Linked DNA regions of Homo sapiens: all the other regions are linked to region 2. Evidence: read pairs that join two places in POLR2A ChIA-PET (ENCODE). Cell type or tissue: HepG2. All regions are shown on one strand.

Region 1 (8,000 bases), 81 kb before region 2:
GCAGAAAAAGATTTTTCCATTGTTTTTTTTCATAGAAAATCTTCAAAATCTAGTGTGTATTTTATGCTTAGAGTGCATCTCAGTTCAGGCTAGCCGTATTTCAGCGGCTCAGTGGCCACCTGTGGTTAGAGGCTACCGTATTGGACAAAGAGCTCTAGATTGTACACAACTTCCAAGTTTACCTCTTAAAGCTCTTACACCCTTTCCACTAGTGAGAACCTCACTGCCACCTTAAACCCAGCATTACAAAAAGAAAGCTACTCATCTTTCAGACTCTCTTCTCTGTTCTCTTTTGCTGTTAGTAATTCCACCAGCTCTTCAGTCTACTGTGTCTGAAATCTGATTCTTATTCTCTTTTTTATTTTATATTGTTTGTTGTCTAATATTCTCATATTTTTACTTGAAAATATTTCAAAATCTCTTTCCTCCACCCCTTGAGCCCCCTTTCCACCATTTTTGCCTTTTCTACAGATCTCCTCTTTTGTAGACTCTTTGTTTTAACTTTTTTACTTCCTGTCTCTTGGAAAATGTATATCTCTCGCTGAATCACTGGGCTCCACATTCTCTCCATTCCTTCCTCAGCCCTTTTTCATGTTGTCAGAAATGGTTTCTATTTTATAGGTTATTCCTACCCTTAATACCTTTCCTTTGTCAAATATCCAGAGAAGTATAATTACTTTCACAGATAGTCTGATAGTAAAATGATCCACTCAAGAAAAGAAGCACAGATAAAGGAGAAAAATAAGCTAGGGGAAGGGAAGATGAAATCATTCTTTGAGTTTTATTTTCCTTTCAGGAAATATCAGAGGGAATCGATTCTAGTAGTCTGTAGTACAGTAGAGAAATTATATGACTATTTATTTTATGTTTCAAAATAGCTAGATGAGAATTGTAATATTTCTAACATAAGAAAAGATAAATGTTTGAAGTGATAGATATTCCAGTTACCCTAACTTGATCATTACATTGTATACATGTACCAAAACATCACATGTACCCTGGGAATATGTACAACTATGATGCATAAATTAAAAAATAGTAACAGAGAAATATCATGGAACTGATTAATAATCACAATCACCACCACCACCACAATAGCAATGAAACTTGATGTTTATGCAGTGCTTTCTAAGAAACAGGGCACCTTCCTGTGTGCCTGGTGAACAGAGGGAGAAAACGAAAGGCACTGGACCAAGAGTCAAGAAACCTGGGTTCTAGCCCTAGCTTTATTGTTTACTAGCTCCATTCCCTTGCTTAAGTTGCTTTGAGACACTGTTTACTCACTTGCTAAATGGTGTATTATCTCTGTCACAAGATTGTTTTGTTAGAATCAAATGGGGCCTCAGCATCTTTACATTGGCTGCCCTTTGGCTGTATACATCTTTCCCCCAGAGAGCTTTATGTCTGTCTGCTTAATACTTTCATGATTAGACCTACCCTAACCACTCTACTAAAACTGGAACCTGCCTTACCATATGTCACACACCATATTCACACACACAGTTGGATATGTACCACACCTGATCCTCTTACACTGCTTTATTTTTTTTCCACAGCACTTAAAACTAGCAGTTTGCTAATTTACATAGCACTTGGAACCATTTAATCATTAATCTCTTGATAAATTTAAAATTATTTAATTATCACAATTCAGTTTGAGCATGTTTCAGTAATACAGCTGCTTCATCAATACACATTTGCCTGTGTAACCTTTTAGTAAATGATAATATGTATTCCTACAGCATATTTACACTTCATAGTCATATTTGTGGAAAGGGCCAGGTTATGTCATTTTTAAATAATTTAATCCATATTTCATCATAAGTTTTTAATGAAATTAAAATGCATATGTATTTCTATTTTTAGATAAATCTATACTTATAGCATTAAGTTCTTGCTGAAATTAAAAATGATTATCTTAAAATATAAACAAAGCTATGATATATGGATTTGCTGAGTAATTTTATTTTTATTTTTATTTATTTATTTATTTATTTTTGAGCTGGAGTCTTGCCCCATCACCAGGCTGGAGTGCAGTAGCGCAATCTTGGCTCACTGCAACCTCTGACTCCAGGGTTCAAGCGATTCTCCTGCCTCAGCCTCCCGAGTAGCTGGGACTACAGGCGCACACCATGCTGAATAAATAATTATTTTTACTTTACATATATGTGTGGCCTTTAGTTAGCATAACTTAAATATGATTCAAGTACTGTATAATAATACTATTTTACATTTATTAATCAGTTGAATGTTTTTCAATGCATTTTAATCCACCTTAACTCTTTCTGAAGCCTCACAAAAAAACTTTTGTGAGAGGCAAGTCCTGTAGCAACATACCTACTTTACAGTTTCAAAGAAGATAAATAATTTGCCCAAGGTCACATACTAGAGGTAGCAAAACCAGCTCTAAATATTCTCAATCCAAAATAACCACCTCTTCTGCTATTCCATATAGCCTTAGCCTTTGAGAAAGGCAGTAGTACTTTTCCCCATTATTACATATGAAAATGGAAAAATCAGAGTGACTTCCCCATGTAGTTTCTTTCCCATAAATTACAGGGATGGATAGATAGATATGGATATATACATATATTGCATATATACACTTAAACATATTAAATATATAAAGTCTTAAGTTTCATTTCATATATACAGAAAATGGAACCTGCAAAGGAAAATATTATTTGAAATGGAGGTGATTGTGAACAACATCCATATGTACTTATCAAACTTAATCCACTGACTAATATAATTTAAGGGGAACAAAGCTTTCTTTTGGATAAAATGGTACACAGACATAGAAGAACATTGAGTGGCCTGAGTGACTTGAGGGCTCACTGCCTATAAATGAGCAGTACTGAGCATGTGGCTGGTACAGTGCTCCCTTATAGTAGTAATTTTCAAGAGAAGTAAGGCCATCACTTTTTTTTTTTTTTTTTAGTAGAACGAGTGTAGTATTCAAACATTAATCAGAACAGCAGTAGCTTTACACAAAAATTTTGATATCATATATGGTATTTACTATTTGGTTTTATTTCCAATACTTTAAAGATTTAAATCTGTTGAATTTTCCACGTGACTAAGCAGAATTTGGTTAATGAGATCTTGGAGTTTAACATGCATTATGACAATGGGGAGGAGCCTTTTTTTTCTTTGGCAGGGTCAAAGAGCTCATTGACCATTACACTGAGGAGTTAGATTAAAAGTTAACTCATGCCGTCTCTCTCTCCCTCTCTGCCTCCTCTGTCTCTCTCCTCCTCTGCCTCTCTTTCCCTCTCTGCCTCTCTCTTTCCCTCTCTGCCTCTCTTGTCTCTTTCCCTCTCTGCCTCTCTGTCTCTCTCTCCCTCTCTGTCTCTCTCCTTCTCTGCCTCTTTCCCTCTCTACCTCTCTGTCTCTTTCCCTCTCTGCCTCTCTATCTCTTTCCCTCTCTGCCTCTCTTCCTCTGTCTCTCTCTCCCTCTCTGTCTCTCTCTCCCTCTCTGCCTCCTCTGTCTCTCTCTCCCCATCTCTCTTCCCCTCTCCTTCTCTCTCTCCTCTCCATCTCTCTCCCTCCTCAAAAAAAAAAAAATTAACTCATGCTTTGAAAGAAGAAAACAGAATATGTCCATAAGGCAAAAGTAAAATTAGGCTATTTTCAATTTTCCTGAAAATTCAGTTCTGAACAACTGATGTTCTATTTTGTCTCTGGAAGGTCTATGCAGAGTGTTCTCCAAGGCATGCTGGGACAAACAGGAAGCCAATACCTTGATCCTTTCTGCTCCCATTCTAGAAGCTTTCCTGAAATTGTTACAGGGAAGACATTCTCTTGGATCTGTAGCTTCCTTGACTTTTGGAAATGCAGATTTCATGACTGTTCTAATGTCAGTGGTGAATTTATGCTGAAGAGCGTGCTTTGGGATGTCAGAAAAATACTCAGTTGGCTGTGCTTTCCTCCGGGGCAACGCAGTCGAAATGGTACATGTGGGCTATTTCACATCTCAATCTCCAGAGCCCAGGGAATTGTTATTCCTTTGTAAGGAAGAGAATGCCCCCTTTCCTTTGGCCTTTTCTGTGTTCAGACTCCTAAAAAAAATGGCATATATCACAAGTCATTTTGAGATTTACTGCCTGAAGTCTGCATCAAACTCAAGAATACAAAGCAACCACACTGGCTTCACTATATTTTGGAAGCCATGTTTCTCTGTTAAAAAATAGCAGGATTATGACATCAAAGCTTTTAAAGTCCTGCCACTGCTACTAAAATGCTATCATGTTCCTTTTGTAAATTAGGTTTACTATCTCATAAATGACTTTCTGTTTACAATTTTAAAAGTAAGCAGAAACACCCTATTTTAATACCTTTCGTAACACTAATCTCATCAGTACTTGCTTCGTGTAAGACAGAACATATGTCTGTAACAGTCTTAAGTCCTTAGTGTAAACTTTGGAATTAATATTTTGCATTTGTTCTCCTTTTGAAGGAAAGAAATATGCTCTCTACGTTGAATACATATTCTTTAAAATTGCTCTCGAGACATGCAAATACATTGCCTCAGTCATTTTTTTGATTAGATACACTCATTGTTCATTCATTCAGCACGTGCTCAGTACTGCTCAATTAGAGGCAGTGTGTAAGCACTGTCAATTTAAATATAAAAGACAGCCCCTGCTTCATGAAATCTGTAGTACAAAAAGAGATTCTTTTGTCTCTTCCAGTGCAAGCATACTTCACAAGTCAGCAGTGTTTGGACCACTCAGTCCAGTAAATGTGCCTCCGTGTCCATGTGCCATTCCATCCAATAGAAAGACTTAGTCTAATAATGCGACTAGTAATATTATGACAAAAAAATCTAGACCCTACAGCATAGGTAACTTTTATTCTTTATCATGGCAAGAATGTGTTCAGGACCAAGAGGTGGCTGGTAGCTAAAGAGCCAACATCACTGGGATTAATAAAGCTGAGATCAAGACTATGTCTGTGTGACACCACAGTACTCAGCAGTCAATTCAGTGAGAGGAGAAAATGATGAAACCGATTGTGTGAAAGGATGGATAGAAGGAGCATGGACCTAGGAATCTGACAGATATATTTAAATGCACATTCCTAGGCTACGTGAGGTCGGACCTACAGAATGAGAATCTCTGAGGAGGGGCCTAGGGATCTGTATACCAACAATCAAGTGCACACAAATTTGAAATCTTACGCTCTAGGGGTCCAAATGAATGGGAAGAACTTCTAGCAAAATCGTTTTGTGTATGCTTCATGAAGGGGTTGGATTTTGGTATGTAGGGAAGGAAGGAATGTAGTGTAGAACAGAACAGTCTATTTAGGAGAAATAACTGGGTGAAGGCCCCAGAAAGTAGTAACACAAATATATTTATGGAACACTATACTCTGAGCAATTTATGGACAAGGCTGTTTTCACAGAGCCTAGCACAGATTAGGTGCTCAGTAAGTGTTTTTAATTATTATTTTATTTATTTATTTATTTATTTAGAGACAAGAGTCTTGCTTTGTCACCCAGGCTAGAGTGCAGTGGTGTGATTTCGGCTCACTGCAACCTCCATCTCCTGGATTCAAGTGATTCTCCTGCCTCAGCCTCCAGAGTAGCTGGGATTACAGGCGCATGCCACCACGCTTGGCTAATTTTTGTATTTTTGGTAGAGACTGGGTTTCACCATGTTGGCCAGGTTGGTTTCGAACTCCGGACCTCAGGTGATCCACCCGCCTCGGCCTCCCAAAGTGCTGGGATTACAGGCCTGAGCCACCACATTTAGCCCTAATAAGTGCTTTTTGTTATTTATTTATTTATTTATTGAGAAAAAGTCTCACTCTGTCACCCAGGCTGGAGTGCAGTGGCGCAATCTCAGCTCACTGCAACCTCTGCCTCCTGAGTTTGAGTGATTCTCCTGCCTCAGCCTCCATAGTAGCTGGGAATACAAGTGTGTGCCACCATGCCCGGCTAATTTTTGTATTTTTAGTAGAGATGGGGTTTCACCATGTTGGCCAGGCTGGTGTTCAACTCCAGACCTCAAGTGATCCACCCACCTCGGCCTCCCAAAGTGCTGGGATTACAGGCGTGAGCCACCATGCCCGGCAGTAAGTGTTTTTTAAATGTGTGAAGTTTGTGGACCAACAGGATAATGGGATTTATGCTAGGAGAGAGAAGTCAAATTTTAAAGAGTCTTGAATTTGAGGCTAAGAAGTTTCTTCTAGATTTTGTAGGTAATAGAGAACAATTAGGCTTTTGAAATGGGGAGTCAAATGATGAAAATATCATTTAGGAAGTTTAATCTTATTTTCATAATATACAGGGCTGGGAGAGACTGGATAGGGAGGTTATAAAGGGGCTGAACTAATATGTCACTTCTTTCCACTTATTTTCATATTGCCAGCTTCTGAAAAATTCTCTCTTTAACCACACACTCCTGGATTCAGTTCCCTACTCCACTTCTTACTAATTGTTTAGTCATTTGAATATCAGTATTCTCATGGCTAAAATATGTATACTCACACATAGTGAAGATTCCTTGATAGTAAACACTCAAAACTGGTGGCTGCTACCCACAGAAACTTAATCATGTTTATCTTTACAATCCTAACTTTTTTCTCTATGCCTGGAATAGAGATTTTTATAAAACAATCTTGATTAATCCACATGTATTTACATTTTTAAAAATTCTCATATTCCTGTCATGATGGATTTTAGTTTCGACATTAAGGATTTTTCTTCTGGGGAGGATAAAAAAAGTGATAAAGGTTTTATTCTCTGATTTTTGTTTCTTCCTCTTCGGGTTACATGAGTTTTATTAATCAGTGAAAATTGAAAATCTTAACTATATGCTTGTTTCAAAACAACTTTTCTTATTGAATGGTTCTCACTTATGCACTCATAAAACTGAATGTTTTTTGAAAATTGTTTCATTGATTTGAAACATAACTTCAGAAAATCTTAAGAGCTCTACATAATCAGATTAAACCTTAGCTATTTGCCCAACCACCTACATCAAATTGCCTGTCTTGAGCTCCTCAACAGTGCTTAATCTAAAGCCTTAACCCCTAAAAATTTACCCTTAAGAAAATATATCTTTCATCCTCTGTTGTACACACTGCATTCTCATTATTTCAGTTATGAAAATCCTAAATACATCAGAAACTCTTAAGTGTATTGGATTCGTGTATTGTGTTGGAAATAATGAGGAAAAGAATGCATATATGCACATAACTTCTTTTTTAACTTTTTCTCGGTCAGTTTGGAAATAGTAAAAATTGCCTAGACTTAATACACTTAAATAGTGTAGGAGTAAAAAACTAAATAAGTGGAGAATAGACTTTGTGTCATCTAGGAGGGGAGAATGTTAGAAGGGGGCAAGATAGGTAGACATTTAGGGGCAGTAAATAGACCAGCCTGGCTGGAATGAAGTTTACTGTGTAAGGGACTGGTCGAAGAAAAGGCTAGAGGAGTACTTGGAACCAAATGGAATGAAGTTTCTGGGTCTCTGGTATGGCTTGATTCCCTACCAGCTTATTTCAAATAAAATAATTACACCTCTAATTTGTGATCAACTCCAGAGGAACTTTCTACCACATTCCTAGTGATAGTAAGTTAGAATACCATATGTTAGTATGTTTCCATTTATAGAACACTTTCAGGGCGTCGTCTCAATTGCATGTTATTAGTTACTTGTTTATCTTTGTTTACTTGTGTATTATCTGTCTCCCTTACTGCAATATAAACTCTGTAAGGGCAAGAACTTCTTTATTGCTGTAACTTCAGCACTAGAAAGGTACCTGCAGACAGTAGATGCTCAAATAATACTTGTCTGATAAATGAACAGGCATGTAAAGTCACTTTCCCATGTTTGAAGAAACTGAGACTGAGATTATTTCATTCAGAGTCATAAACTAGTAAGTGATTGGCTGAATCCACGGATGCAGATTCATGCATACAGAGGATGACTGTATTTTGTAATTGTTTGAGGAATATTTGATTATCCTTTTTCCATTGGAAAATATGTGGC
Region 2 (8,000 bases):
AAATTCAATGGCATTAAGTACATTCACAGTGTTTTGTAACCATCATCACTATCCATTTCCAGAACTCTTCCATCATCCCAAACAGAAACTCTGTACCCATTAAACCACAGCTCCTCCTTTCCCCAACCTTTGGCAACCTGTGTTGCACTCTCTGCCTCTATGAATTTGACTATTCTAGGTACACCTCATTTAAGTGGAGTCATATAACATTTGTCCCTTGTTATCTGGCTTCTTTCCTTTAGCATAATGATTTCAAGGTTCATCCATGGTATAGCATGTGTCAGAATTTAATTCTTTTTTAAGGCTGAATAACAGACCATTGTATGGATATAGCATATTTCATTTAGCCTGTATTTTTAACATATATTTCCATGCTTGCCTTCTCTTCATAACTGGATAATGATTTTTTTAAGAACAGCATTTTAGTATCATGGTAGACCATGAGGAGGCTTAAGATGGACATTTAGTTCAAACCCTTTTCATATGAATGAAGAACCGGAAACCCAGAAGGGTTAAATGATGTATCAATCCTCACATCTGCTCAGGCCCCAACTCCTCAGGGCCCTAGCACAGTGGTCATGAGATAAACGCTGTTGGTGAGTGATCACACTTCCACGACCTTGTTTTGAAACCTAAAACTTACCTGAACAGTTGCATCTGGTTTAAAAGTTTTATTAGGCAATCCGGTGCTTTCTTTGCATTTTCTGAATTAAACGGACGCTTTCTGTACCTAAGCTAAATCATAACAACAATAACAAGATGATCACATTTAATATAATTACATAAGTTGAGTGCATGCTTTGTGTTAAAAAGATGCTGCCAGCATGTAATAATATTCATAGCAAATGTGAGTGCTAAGCAAGTGTGATCAGGCATCATCCTATACACCTGTCAGGTATTACCCCAGGTTCAGGACCAATACAGAACAAGTTGAAATAGAAAAATTTACACTCATGCTACCTGATATAGTTTGCATATTTGCCCCCACCCAAATCTCATATTGAAATGTAATCCCCGATACTGGAAGTGAGGCCTGGTGGGAGGCGTTCGGGTCACGGGGGCGGATTCCTCATGGCTTGGTGCCATCCTCACAACAGCGAGTCATGACACCTGGCTGTTTGAAAGTGTGTGGCACCTCCCCGCCCCTTGCTCCTGCTCTCCCTATGTGACACGCCTGCTCCCCCTTGGCCTTCCACCATGAGTAAAACTCCCTGAGGCCTCCCCAGAAGCCAAGCAGATGCCAGTGCCATGCTTCCTGTATGGCCTGCAGAACCTTGAGCTAATTAAACCTCTTTTTTTAAAAAAAAATAAATTATCCAGTCTCGGGTATTTATTTATAGCAATTCAAGAATGGCCTAATATACTACCAATACACACAATGAATACTATGAATAAATTTCTATTACTAATTGGCTTACATTGGTATCACAGAAAATAAGACTCTGGAGATCTAAGTTAATTAAATGAATGTTGGTTAGAGTAATATACTTTTCTCAAATGTACTAATAAATAAGTCATTTGGGATTATAAGTAACAGGACAAAAAAGGAAAAGACTGAAATGGTTCCAATATTCATCTTGTAGACAAGATTTTGGGATGGGCTGTATGCACAGTGTCTCAAAGGTCTGCCACCACTCAGCCGGCCACCAACCCACAGTCCACCTCCGTCTTTGTCTCAGATTGCTCTTTTTTAAAAAAAATAGAGACATGGTCTTGCTCTGTTGCCTAGGCTGGAGCACAGCGGCATGATCATAGCTCACTGTAACCTTGAACTGCTGGACTCAAGGGATTCTCTTACCTCAGCTTCCTGAGTAGCTGGGACTACATGTGTATGTCACCATGTCTGGCTAATTTTTAAAAACATTTTTTGTAGAGACAGGGTCTCACTATGTTGCACGGGCTGATCTTGAACTCCTGGCCTCAAGCGATTCTCCCCCCTTGGCCTCCCAAAGTGCTGGGATCCACAGGCATGAATCACCATGCCCGGCCCCAGACTCCTCTCTAGCCCACTTGGTTCCATCCTTCCCCTCCTCCTTGTCTATCACTGTGACCAAATCATTGCTTTCTGGTAGTTCAGTTGTCTGAAAATGCTACCAATGAAACCAAACTATCAGTCTGATTTACACATAGGTCCACTTGGTCCCACTGGGGCAAATGGACATGGAATAGCTGTCTTATAAATACAAACCACAATTCACGAAGACTGAAATCAGTGACCACAGCTAAGACAAATACCCCTCCCCAAACACTTAGAAGCACTTTCACATATGAAGGTCAACAACAGCATTGATAAGTAATATGAACTTGTTACTTTAAATTCATAATGAACTACCTTTTCCTTCTTTCCTCTTTTTCAGCTTTGTTGAAGTATAATTGACAAATAAAAATCAGGCCAGGTACAGTGGCTCACACCTGTAATCTCAGCAGTTTGGGAGGCTGAAGCAGGAGGATCACCTTAGGCCAGAAGTGTAAGACCATACTGGGCAACATAGAAAGACCCTATCTCTACAAAAAATTTTAAAAAATTAGCCAGGTGTGGTGGCATGCACCTGTAGTCCCAGCTACATGGGAGGCTTAGGTGGGAGGATCACTTGAGCCCAAGAGTTCAAGGTTAGAGTGAACTATGATTTCACTGCTGCACTCCAGCCTTGGCAACAGAACAAGATCCTATCTCTAAAAAACTAAAAACAAAAGTGTTATGTATTCAAGGTATACACATGATTGATATACATATAAACTGTGAAATGATTACCACGGGCCAAGCTTGGTGGCTTACACCTGTAATCTCAGCACTTTGGGAGGCCGAGGCAGGTGGATCACTTGAGCCCAGGTGTTTGAGACCAGCCTAGGCAACATAGTGAGACCTCATCTCTACTTAAAAAAAGATTTTTTAATGATTACCACAATCAAGCAAATTAACATATTCATTACTTCACACAGTTACCTTCTTGGGGGGTGGTAGGAATACTTAAGATATACTCTCTTAGCGAATTTCAAGTATACAGTACATTATTACTAACTATAGTCACCATGCTGTATGTTAGGTCTCCAGAACTTATTAACTTGTAACTGAAAGTTTGTATGCCCCATCCAACATCTCCCATTTCCTCTAACCCTGACCCCTGGTAACCACCCTTCTCCTCCCTGTTTCTGAGTTCAACTTTTTTTAGATTTCAATATAAGTGAGACCATGTGGTACTGTCTGGCTTATTTCACTTAGCATAATGTCCTCCAGATTCATAACGCTCTAGTTTTTTAAGTTTTGTGGACTACTACCTCATATTTTCTTTTCCGTTTTTTAGTGAAGTTTTCAAAGGTTGGGAGAATGGCAGAACCGTTCAAGTTCTCTGGCACAACTTCTAGGGATGAAGTGGAAATTCCTTCTGGAAAACAAAAACAAAACATGGAATAAAACTAACAAAGTGTTCAAAGTAGACTTGCTCAATTCATCAGTTGCCCAGAGGATGAGTTATTTGGAAGCACAGATGCGAACCATGGAAGCCCCGCTGACTGCCTGGACATGACCTCGCTCTCTGGAAAGTGCTCATTTCTTCTATATCTTCCCAGCACTTTAAATCGGGGCAACTGACATTTTGTCTAAGAAGCAGGCCAAGGTGTTGTAATAGGTTCTAAGGAGGACATATAGCTAGGGTATTTCTCTGGTGTAACTGCTTCTGGGTGCCAGTCTTCAGAGGGCTTGCAAGGGGTCTGGTGCTGTTCTGAGGGATTTGCAAGCATCAATTAAGTCTCACAAAAATTGTGTGAAGTAGGTACTGTCAGGATTCCCATTTAACAGAGCTTGCATAAGTCTTGCATGCTCATACCAGCAGCTCCTGGATTCAAATCCAGGCTGTCTGGAATCAATGCTTTCAAATCTGTTGCATTGGAGCCCTTTGTTTCAAAATGCATGGTACCATTTGTCCAGAAGGCCAGCCTCAAACATGCAGACATTCCAGATCATTCTTCTTAATCGGTATAGATATTTCTCACACAAAAATTTGGTTGATAACTATCAACCATATCAGAGACCTATAACTTTAGGAACCCTTGGGCCCTGAAAATTCCCAGAAGGAAGAGTTACGAGGAAGAAATAAAAATGCTAGGGGATAATGGCACTTGCTTTTATCTATAATTTGTGCAACAACTTATTTGTCTCCAAAAGCACAAAAGCTTAGTTTTTAGGATTTTGTAGCTACTATGATCTTAAAACTATACCTCCCTTGTGATTCATGTTGTTACATCCTGTGCTGACCCATTTATCCCACTCCTACTTGAACCATTGGCTGGGTGCATGATGTTACCTGGCAACTCTCTTTCTTCTGTTATTGAGAAAGGGGATCCCGGAGCAACCTCTTCTTCCAATCTTGATTGTTGTGACTTAGCAAAACTACCTTCTGGTATGTCTACAGGCAAACAGAGCACATTTCCTTTTGACCCGAAATTATCTTGTTCATTTTTTGGCAGTTAATGTCTTACTGTGAAGAGTACCATCTGAAACTTGTCCCCTGCCTGTTGCTAATGAGTTATCATTCGGTGCATCGACTAGGCACAAACCAAGTATCGAAGCACGATGTCTACTGATACCTGAACATGGGAACAGGCATCCCTTTGATGAGCTCAGTTACATTTAGGAACACTCTGCTTAGCACAGACCCCTCACTAGGCAGAGCGTTCCTAAGTTAAGCAGTAATGGTAGACATCAAAAGCAACGCTTCCAGGGCTCTGAGCTAAATAGCAAGACAGCAAGGTTTCCAGGCAGATGGGCCTTTGGAAGTGCTTCAGCTCACACCCCGGAGCGCGCCATCTGCTGGTGACACGGGCACATCGGCGCTATGCTGAAGGCTACGTCATAAACGAGGCCATCTTGCCTCCTCACAGCTCAAGTGATTTTGAGAGACTCGAACATAGATTCCCATTTCAATTCAGCATAACACTAAATATTTTCTATTCTGATGTTCACTTTTATCCCAGACATGTCTGGTCCTCATCATCTTATCAATGGCACCACCATGGTTCACAGAGCCCTGGCTTTATGCTCAACTCCTCCTTTTCTTTGCTGCCCGCTTCTCCTCCATCCTCAAGGTTCTGCCTATGGAATGAATCCCTCCCTCTCTGAGTTCCTGCCCAAAGCCATCTCCCTAGAGGAAATCGTCAATCCTTCACCTTCAATTGTCACTTCCAAATCTCTCTCTTGCCTGAGCTCTCTCAAGCGGCCAACTTGTGTCTCCAAGTATTTGACATCTTTACTTCAAACCCCACTCGAGTCTATCCCTCCCACTTAAAACCACTCTCTCCCCCGCACTGTACCTTTAGTTGTGACATCATCTGACTTCTCTTTTGTCACATGCCTGTCTAGTTGCTGTTGGTTTTTCTCTCTGAAAGTTCTGGAATTCAATTTCACTAATTCATTCCATGAATATGTGGACGTTACTATGTGCGAGAGGCAGGGCGATGCGGCTGGCAGATAGTGAGAGGTAAAGACGAAGTGACCCTTCCTCCACTCTGCTCCTGATATCCTGGTCTCCTTGTAGTTCCTTGGACATCCCAGGCACGGTCTTACCTCAAGGCCTTTGCACTTGAGACTCCTCTGACCTCTGACCAGAGCACATCCCCATAGATCTGCACCAAGGATTTCTCCATCCATCTAACCTTAAATTTCAATGTAGCCTCCCAACTCTTCACACTCTCTTCCCAGCTTAATTTTCTTCTCAGCCTTTATCACATACAACATACTACATGTTTTACTTGTCCATCATCTGTCTCCCACACTAGAGGGTAAGGCCCAGTGAGGGCAGGCATTTTTTTTCTTCACTACCATATCCCTGACACCTACAGAAGTGTCTGGCACATAGTAGACACTCAATAAACATTTGTTCAACAAATGAATAGATGAATGCTGCAGAATACCCAAGCTCCTACAAATAAAACACCTGATATGCCCAATGGAGATCTCAATACAACAGATAAGAGTTTATTTCAGTTCTCTTATTCTAATTCTCCTAGTGGTGAGGGTAGAGGTAGAGAAACATCACAAGCTTTAGAGACCTAAATAGCCACTACATATTTGCTATAGTGGCCATGCTTTGGGCTATTGCTACAAATTTGCCACTAAGAAAAAAAAAAGTTCCAGAAGGGGCAGAACAGGAAGTAAGGAAAAGAAACTGCCTTTATTAATAGACAAATAGCAATTAATACATTTAACACTTTAAGACAAATAGCAGTTAATATATTTAGCACTTTAAGATCTGATAAAACTACCTTTTGGAGGAATCTATAAATATATGAATTTGGAAAAAAAGAAAATTATAAATGAGAGGTAAGAAATACCAATTGAGAAAGAAAAAGGATGATCTCAAAGCAAAAAGGATTAAACTAGTAATAATAGTAACTAGTAATAACTATTAAGGACAGACCTCATGGGACACCCTAATTAGTATTCTATAATAGTACTTTCATAAACTGAAAAATTCATTAGAGATCACATTCCCATTCTGCAGAACTTAGAAAAGAAACAGCCAGTATCTGGCCTCTCTGTAATAAAAAAAGAAAAGAAACACATTAAGAAATACTCTTATCTGTGAGAGGCATCTTATAGGAGCTAGTACCTCTTTTCTTCTCATTGCACTTAGACTTAGGTGTGTCCATTTGTTTGAAGGGTTTGGATGGATATTTTCTGGGGGGATCCCGTCATTTCAAGGGCAAAGATTTTTAAAAATAAAAAAAAAGAACCCAATTACAACTCTATCCTTTTCTTTCAGCCTCAAGGCAAACAACATTCATGCTTGCATCTTCTGTGGTGTCTATACCGCAGTCAGGGCCAAAAGAAACCACTTAAAAAGGATTCCACCTAGCCTCAATTAGGCACTGATCAACAATCACCACGTTTCTTTTCCTTACTACCTGTTCTGCCCCTTCTGGAACTTTTTTTTTTTTTCTTGGTGGCAAATTTGTAGCAATAGCCCAAAGTTTGTCCTTGAATTTCAATGTTCCACCCCCATGCATACCTGGGGCAAAGCAAGGCATCTGTCAGCACAGACACTAGTTACATCCACCAAAGAGAGAAATCCAGGAACATCGTGTAAATAACCTGGTCACCCTTTGAATGAATTATGCGGAATTTGTGAACCTACTAACAAGGGATCATCCAGTTGGATGGCTTCAGGGACATGGAAATCACTAGACTTTTAGAAACCTTCTTCGAAGTGGCAGTGCTCGTGAAGTTCTTTACCTTTACCAAAGGCATGGCTCTCCAGAGAGCACAGGCTCCTGCACAAGAACCAGCACTTCATCAGGAGAGGCTGCAGGTACTAAGTGATGTCCTTGGCTCAGTTTTGTTTCCATGGTAACTGTATGCCACTTTTCACTAGCACGTTTCAACATTTTCATAACAGAGTTAAAACTACATACACAGAACACCTCAAAAATAAACACAAACGCAGTCAAGTCATCTTAAAAGAATGTGAAATCCATGTGTATGTGTTGGTGGCTGCAGAGGGGGTGTGCTCCTGCTCTCACAAGAACCCGGCTTTCTTCATTTCCAAGAAAAGTGAAGACAGGTACAATCTGAGGAGCTTCTGAACTTATCTTGGGTAGCCGACTGGGCACAAGTTTCAGTGAACGTATGTTTGGCATCTGTGTTGTATTTTTCAACTTACAAAACTTCTGTTAAAAACAATGTTTAATGCCAGACCTATGGTTAACAGCCAAGCTCCCCTAAGTTAAGGCATTTTTTGAAACCTTGCTCTGAAGTGACACCCTGTGGTAAACAATGATAAAGGCCAACAGTCTTTCCTGAGCAAGAACAGAATCTACCAAAAGATCCTCTGTGGTTTTTACAGCGCTTTCCCAAGGCAAGTACTTTGTTTACCGATGTTTATTAAGTGCTAAGAGTATGACAATTTAAAGACTATCTTTACTGTTGAATTACTCAGTTTGATGGGAACTACTAAATATCTTTTGTATAGATTAATGCAGTTAAGAATGGATAACTCAACTGATAA
Region 3 (8,000 bases), 56 kb before region 2:
AGTGATTCTGATTGCAAGGCAGCCTTTGCTGAAGAAAATCTGGCCATCAGGGTTTTGAGGATAAAGCAGTGATCACAGACTTAAACCTTTAAGAGCCAACTGGGAAATGCCCTCCCATTTGAGATGCCCTGGTTTGTGCTGACCTCCAACTGATAGAGTTAGGGATGGGTGGAAGTCCCAGTCAGCATCAGGGTGGCAAAAAGTGCCCAAGAAGTGTGTCCTTCTTGGCTCTTCTGTTTCCCACCTACCCACAGAAGGCAGGCATGCATGGTGAGCCAGTCTACCAGCACTAGGAGCTGCACATTCCATGCCAAGAAGACCCTCTCAGATTTCTATAAGAAGTCAGTCCTGTGAGACTGCCTTACATGGATCCCTACTACCTCCAAGTGGTGTATTTATTGCCAATAGAAGGGACAGGTCCAGGGCATCCCTGGATATTAGGCCACACTGATTCCTGGTGGTGGCGATGGACGGGGCATTAGAGGTGGTGCTGGTGCTGCTGGCTGTAACAGTGGTGTGATGAGGTAGGGGAGGCTGGCTTGCTCTGGGGTGCTCAGAATATGGCTCTTCAATTACATAGATCCATTTTTGGTTGTCTTGAGTCTTTTCTGCACATTTTACTTTCCATATGGAGTCATTTCCCTTTGGCATGAAGAGCATCTTTAGCATACTATGTAGTGCAGTTCTGCTGGTTACAGATTCTCTCACTTGGGCATATATGAATATGTCCTTATTTAGCCCTCATTTTTGAAGGCTATTCTGGTCTCTTCTTCTGCAGTCCCCAGCCAACCACTGATCTCCTCTCTGTCACTATAAGTTATATTTTCTAGAATTTCATATAAATGGAAACATACAGTATGTAATTTTTGTGTAGCTTTTTTCATGCAGAATAATTTTGAGATACATCCATGTTGTGTGTACATCAATTGTTCATTCCTTTATATTGCTGAGTAGTATTTACTATATGGCTATACACAATTTGTCACCTGTTGATGGACATTTGGGAGTTTCTGCTTTTTAGCAATTACAAATAAAATTGCTATGAATATTTGCGTTCAAGTCTTTGCATGGGGGTGGAAAACCTTTATTCAAATTACTAATAAAAATAAGTTAAATAAACTAGGTAAAAAAAGAAAAGCCTCAAAGAATTCCTATAGTTTCCTAAGCCTTAAAGAATGCTTTCCTGTAAGAAAGAAAATCAGAGTGCAATCAGATAACATAAACACAAACTCTGCTTTCTGGGATTTGATTTAGAGAAATAAATTGTTTACCAACTCCAATCTACTTGCCTAGGCATGTATGTACAAGTACATATAGTATACACATAAGGCAAATGCCAGAGACCACACATCAAACTGTTAACAGTGACTACTGCTGGAGAGGCAAGGAGGATAGTGGGCATGGGGAGAAGGAAAAGGGAGGGACTAACTTTTTACTCTGTATATGTCTCTATCGTTTTAGTTTAGTTTTTGTTGTTGTTGTTGTTGTTTGTTTTTTTGATAGAGTCTCACTTCTTTGCCCAGGCTGGAGTGCAGTGGTGCGATCTCAGCTCACTGCAACCTCCGCCTCCTGCATTCAAGTGATTCTCCCGCCTCAGCCTTCTGAGTAGCTGAGAATACAGGTGTGCACCACCACGCCCGGCCAATTTTTGTATATTTAGTAGAGCTGAGGTTTCACCATGTTGGCCAAACCGGTTTCGAACTCCTCTTTTCTCTTGGATGGATACCTGGGGGTGGAAAACTGGATCATATGGTAGGTGTATGTTTATGTTTTTACCAAACTACTGAACTGTTTTGCAAAGTGGTTGTACCATTTTACATTCCTACCAACTGTGGTAAGTAATCAGGGGTCCAGAGTTAAATAAGGCTCTCCCTGCTACCAGTCTTTCCATTCTTCTCATATTTGCTGTACACAGCCACAAATTGAATTCCAAGTCATTGAACACAGACTTTCTTGTAAGGGCAAGGAGTTGTTCTGGAAGTGGATCTAGGGTTATTTCGCAGAGAATTCTGTGGCCTGGGGAACTTGAAATGTCATCTGGGGAGGCTAAGTTGTGGCCATAGGGAGGCATGATCCCTTGGCTCAAAGGATTTTTTTTTTTTTTTTGCTTTGTGGAGGGACGTGGCCAAAGGATGACCAGAAGGGGGCCTTGAAAGTGTGGGGCTCAGGCCAGTGCCTCTCGCTCAGGTCTAAGGGCTATACTGTTCCCTTCTCATCCACCCAATTCTAACCATCTTGAAAAACCCATCCTGCATCCGCACGCCTGTATCTTCTGTCGTGTGGCAGTTCTGTGTGTCCTCCTCCTCTCGGTTGTTTGCTGTTTGACTTTCTATGTCTCACTTTCCCAATTTGTGCATAAACTTTTCAGTCAACTACTCTGTCTCCTTTTCCTTCATATGTATGACAAAGTGTTATGTACACGAATGCTGTTCAAAAATGTGTCAATGAAATGCATGGAGTTTGCTGCTTTTTCTCTGCTCCTAAGTTGGTGTTAATCTTCAGACATTGTCCAGCACACTTGACATTTACATACAGAATCTAGTCTAGTGTGCAGCTAGGACTTTGTGGTCCAAGCTCTGCCCAGTTAGCCTTCCTAATCTCACCCCAGTTCACTAACACTGCAGACCTCTCTGTGCTTATGCTATGTTTTACTATTCCAGTGTAAACCTCAGTTTGTTCCCCTGACATCACCTCATCTCATCATTGCCTTTTTAGACTACTTCCTTACTAACTATATTAAGTAACCCAGAAATAAAGAGAGAATTTTTATCAGGTTTCTGATTTTCCCAGCATTGGCTGTGGTTCTCTCTGTCAGATAGGTCACTAGAGACCCTGGCCATAAAAACATTTCCCAAGGGAGTCATGCCTCAATGTGTTTTATCTATGTTAATCTTTCTTTCTGATGTGTTCTTTCTTTCCTTCTCCATCTGGAAAATGTCTCCAGTCTTTCAAAATTCAGCCACAGCATTATCTCTTCCAAGAAGGCTTTACTTTTTAAGAGATCTAAATTAAAGTATGTTTCTCTATCCTTTATAGCACATCTCTTATAATATTTAAGACACTGGTACTGCAATTTTTTTATTTATTTGTGTATTACTCTCTCTCCACTAAGAACTCTGTGACGATAAGGACCACATCTCATTTGACTTTATTTTTCAGCATATAACAGTGCTAGTATATAAAATCCTCAAATAATTGGTTAATGAATCAATAAATTAATGAATAAAGGAATGGAATGCCTCTTTTTATTCATCTCTTTCCTTTTCTGTTCTCCACATCTTCCCTTGTTTTACTTTTGTTTCTGCCCTTCTTCCACTGTGACTAAATTTTTGCAATATAGAAATAATACGGGCTTTGTGACCTTTAGCGTTTTCTTAGCTCTACAAATGTTGGAAAATGGATTTTGAACCTTAGCAAACAAGCTGAAACAGTTTAAACATTTGTTTGTGGGTGCAGCAATGGAAGAAAGACTTCATTGGCATTTGTTATGATGGTGAGTACATTTGTGAGATTAACATTCTTTGCTCAAGACTGAGAGGCCTCTGGTCAGCCGCCCCCATTCTAAAGCAACACAGATCATATTCTGTCACACTGAGATCTCAGGTAACTGACCTTTCTCACATCGGGGGCCTCCCGAGATGCCCTACATGGAAACAAAGATGAATATACTGTTTAAAAATTTTCAGGCTTGGTTTAGCCCAGATATTTTTTATAAAGATATTATGAAATAATGAAGATAAAGTTCCTTATATGCTGGCCAGCAATAGTAGGTGCCAGTCAATGTTAGTCATCATCTTCATCCTCTTTCCCAAGCTTTCTAAAGTTCCCGAAGACATACGTTTCCTTGAAATTTCTCTCAGGATCAGAGTCACAAATAAGGAATAGGTCCAAGTGATATGTGCCAGGCAGCAAACATGCCGCTCCTCTTTTTCAGATGCCAGCAAATTAATCATCTGTTTTGGCACTTACAACTTTTTTTGAGAGTGAGCTGAATCTAATGCATGCTCCATATCAACTTCCCGAGGCTGTCATGCTCAGCTCACACACAGTCAGGGACCAACCCGCTGGCCCCACCTTCCTGGAAATACTGGTAATGTTCTGACTTCTCCTCTGGTTGCTTGAGGAGGTGCTGTAGACCTCTGTGGCGGAGCTGGGAAATACCTGAACGGGTATTTTGAGCAGCGTGAGAGCAGACCATGCTGGCAGTATTCCGGCTCCCACCTGAATCCAGTGAAAGTGACAATAATTAATCGGGTGTACCCAAGTGGCACTATTTACAGTAATATAAAGTAGATGTTAATGTGTAAGAAATAGTTTGAAAACAAACAAAACATAAATAGAAAAAATAGCTGTAATGCTCCTTACTTGAAAAACAGTCCTACTTAAAGTTTTAGATTCAGTTTTACGAAATACAGTTCAGCCTGAATTTTCATTTTAAAACTGGATTTATGAATATATTTTGTGGAAACAGATGTTCTCTATTGCCTACCCACAACTGTTATTGTAACAAGGGAAGTTGCTTATGGAACAGCTTTGCCTATAAGCATTTTAGAGGTAAATGGAATTTAGGTCAATAACCCTTCAATGTTTTTTTTTCTTTTTTTTTTTTGAGACAGAGTCTCACTCTGTCGCCCAGGCTGGTGTGAGGTGGCGTGATCTCGGCTCACTGCAAGCTCTGCCTCTCGGGTTCACGCCATTCTTCTGCCTCAGCCTCCTGAGTAGCTGGGACTACAGGTGCCTGCCACCATGCCTGGCTAATTTTTTTTGTATTTTTAGTAGAGATGGGGTTTCACCATGTTAGCCAGGATGGTCTCGATCTCCTGACCTCGTGATCCGCCTGCCTCAGCCTCCCAAAGTGCTGCGATTACAGGTGTGAGACACCGCGCCTGGCCAACCCTTCAATGTTTAAATGCACCAAGTCTGTTCTCTAGGACTCCTCTTGCCTAAGGAAATAAGAGGAATTGTTTCCTTCCAAATCTTTATAGGCTTGTGAAAGGTGAGGATGCATTTACTGTCCTCTTTCCTTAAGTCTTTGCAGTCAAAAGTCCTTGAAGCTGGGACCCTTTGAAAGTCTGTCAGTTACATGTTGTTGGTAGTGGCTTGTTTTGACCGTTTCAAAAAAAGAAGAAAAAAACACTTAAATCATTTTTTCTTTCTCTTTTTAGGAACATCTAAAGGCCTTTGATGATGAAATCAATGCTTTTTTGGACAATATGTTTGGACCGCGAGGTCAGTGAATTACTTGAGAACTTAATGTGGAAGGAACACAGGAAGAACACCATTTAGTTATAGAAAGGGATTATGTTATTTCTGGTGTCTTGGAAATAGTAAGGTACTTAATATTTAGAAACTTAACTTCCTCAACTTTGATATCCTTCCAGAATGTCCAGAAGATCCCATTTCTCCTACTGCTTAACCTCTCCTGGGATTAAAGAAGTTCTGGGAGCAGGAAGCAGAGATAGAGTGAAATGCAATGCTTTCCTCCAGTGTCTGTCTGGCTACAAAGCCGGGTTGTAACTTTCCTTCTAAAGGATGCTGCTTTCTTGTTTCCTCTCCACTGCCCATTCATCTTCCACCTTTCTTACATCCTAGTTATATGTGACATTTCTGCCCTTAGATGCCTTGATAAATTCCCTTTAAAGATGTGTGCGCTGGCTGGGTGTGGAGGCTCATGCCTGTAATCCCAGCACTTTGGGAGGCTGAGGTGGGCGGATCATGAGGTCAGGAGTTCAAGACCAGCCTGACCAACATGGTGAAACCCCGTCTCTACTAAAATTACAAAAATTAGCCAGGCGTAGTGGCTTATGCCTGTAATCCTAGCTACTCAGGAGGCTGAGGCAGGAGAATCACTTGAACCCAGGAGGCAGAGTTTGCAGTGAGCCAAGATCGCGCCACTACACTCCATCCTGGGCAACAGAGTGAGACTCTGTCTCAAAAAAAAAAAAAAAAAAGATGTGTGCGCTTTCTCTGCCCGGGGCCCGTAGGTAGGATGAGCTTAGACATCTCTCCATCTTTCCTTCATCACCAGTCGCTTACTGTACTGCAGTGGCCTCCTAACAGGCCTCCCCTCTTCCACTCTTGCCCCTTCCAGTCATTTATTCAGTGTCAGCTGGAATGACATTCTAAAGACCTAAGTCATATTGCATGGCACTGTAGCTTAAAACTCATCAGTGTCATCCCACTGCTCTCAGGTAAAAACCAAACTTCTTATCATGGACTGCGCACCCTTGGGCTGTCTAACCCCAGCAACCTCTCCAACTCAGTCAGTATCCGTCGTCCTCACTGGCTTTCATACAGCTGCTCAAGCCATCTTTTAATTCTGCAAATATGTAAAATTCTTTTACGTGCTATTCCCTGAGCCTGGAATTCCTTCCTAGGATCTCCTACCCCTCCCTCCAGATGAGTCAGTTCCTGTCACACTTGAGGTGTCAGCTTAAACGTTGCCTTTTCAGTTGGGCTTTGCCTCTCTAAGGTACAGTAGTCCCCCCTTAGCAGCAGTTTCGCTTTCTGCAGTTCCAGTTACCCGTGGTCAACCATGGTCCAAAAATAGGGGAGCACAATACAGTAAGATATTTTCAGATAGAGAGATGACCACATTCACATAACTTTTATTATAGTATATTGTTATAATCTCTTACTATGCCTAATTTATAAATTTTCCATAGGTGTATATGTACAGGAAAAAGCATGGTACCTACAGGGTTTGGGAGTATCTGCAGGCTCAGGCATCCAGAGGGGTCTGCTGTGGTCCCTCATCATTCTGTTTCAACCCTTGTTTACTTCCTTCAGATACTTCATTGTTACCAACAGCGATTTCTCCCAGAAGGGCAGGAACCCTGGCTGTTTTACTCACCATTTATCTCCAGGGTTTATTACAGTTCTGGGAACATATTCAGCACTGTATATTTTCCAAATAAATGAATGAATTCTAGACAGAAGGTTTCATTTTACTTGAGCCTTATTGGCTCACAGAACTGTGAAAAGTCCTTAGTTCTCTACAAGTTATTTCCTCAGCCCTATTGGAGGAGTGAGAGAGCAAGGAATGAGGAGGTTTTCCTGTTTCTCAAGATCTTTAAACAATCACTTGAGTATTTAGGCCATTCTCCATTTTCTCCATGGGCTCTATTAACTGTTCTAAATGCATGACTATATAGTTTTAATATAATGATACTGATTCTATACAGCTTTGAAAAAATCCTTTCACATAGGTTTTTTTGCTTTTTCCATTTAACCTCCTGATGACTCTGTGGGGTAGGCAGGGCAGAATATCTTTATCTTCTAACCTACTTTTACTATGTTCTCTCCCTTACAGTTCTAGTGGGTAGAAAGGAGAACAGCTCAGTGTAGAGGGCATGACCCTCTCCCTTAGGCATGCAGGACCCGGGACCCCTCCCTTAGGCATGCAGGACCCAGAGCCCCCTCCCTTAGTTAGGCATGCAGGACCCGGAGCCCCCTCTCTTAGTTAGGCATGCAGGCCCCGGGGGCACTCTCGCTTAGGCATGCAAGATCCAGGAGGAAGTATGATTTGTTGGTGACAGTGGTTTTCTGTTTGACACTTCGACTAGACAGTTAAACAACAACTTGTCTGCGCCAAGTTCACTGAGCTTTGCTGCCAGTAAGATTGGCGTGATCTGGAATTATGTGGATGTGGGATCAATTGAGGAAAGGATTACAGTTGTTTACTCTGCATTGGTCATTTTATGGAATTTTCCTTTGTAGCAAGGAGATTGTAAAATTGACAGTTGACAGTGGAATCAGATGAGCTCCACACTGACAAGGTGTCTAGCATGTAAGCCATCAGGAATCCTTTTTTCTTCCTAAAAGTCTCACACCCTGATGCTGACTGGCACATCACCGAATAAACCTCTCGGTGTCTCCTAGCCTCTTCTGATTTTGCCCACACCATGTTAGTACCATCAAGGGGTATTGTTCTGAGCAAATACTGACTCAGAGGAAGAGCTAACACTTCTCAAGTCCCAAAGATAAGAAAGTTTATTACA

Evidence for each region. Peaks named below come from ENCODE experiments on the same cell type or tissue, not always from the same donor. Only the 100,000 strongest peaks of a DNase experiment are listed, where the experiment ranks them.
Region 1: POLR2A ChIA-PET joins it to region 2 with 14 read pairs; 4 of 35 experiments call an interaction of 5 or more read pairs at or near these places.
Region 3: POLR2A ChIA-PET joins it to region 2 with 17 read pairs; 3 of 35 experiments call an interaction of 5 or more read pairs at or near these places.

The regions. Positions count from the first base shown.
Region 1 is chr6:11,032,479-11,040,478 of GRCh38, reverse strand. The region is part of intron 1 of ELOVL2 (ELOVL fatty acid elongase 2); the gene reads left to right. Among named protein-coding and RNA genes, the nearest start is that of ELOVL2-AS1, 7.3 kb to the left of the region's middle. In HepG2, a CTCF peak has its summit at 5,251; DNase peaks (open chromatin) are centred at 1,298 and 3,161; H3K4me3 peaks cover 1,702 bases.
Region 2 is chr6:10,951,519-10,959,518 of GRCh38, reverse strand. SYCP2L (synaptonemal complex protein 2 like) reads right to left here. Exons shown (of 30, transcript NM_001040274.3): 24 at 4,302-4,403; 25 at 3,277-3,383; 26 at 644-735. LOC101928191 (a long non-coding RNA gene) reads left to right here and starts at 5,430. Exons shown (of 3, transcript NR_125851.1): 1 at 5,430-5,474; 2 at 7,138-7,850. RefSeq lists enhancers at 4,882-4,931, 4,689-4,983. In HepG2, CTCF peaks have their summits at 4,804 (motif pointing left) and 7,759; DNase peaks (open chromatin) are centred at 1,788, 4,778, 7,388 and 7,738.
Region 3 is chr6:11,007,975-11,015,974 of GRCh38, reverse strand. It overlaps ELOVL2 (ELOVL fatty acid elongase 2), which reads left to right. Exons shown (of 8, transcript NM_017770.4): 2 at 5,166-5,229. It also overlaps the pseudogene LOC100421248. Among named protein-coding and RNA genes, the nearest start is that of ELOVL2-AS1, 32 kb to the left of the region's middle. In HepG2, CTCF peaks have their summits at 2,141 (motif pointing right) and 4,097; DNase peaks (open chromatin) are centred at 3,454, 4,064, 6,414 and 7,754; H3K4me3 peaks cover 1,569 bases.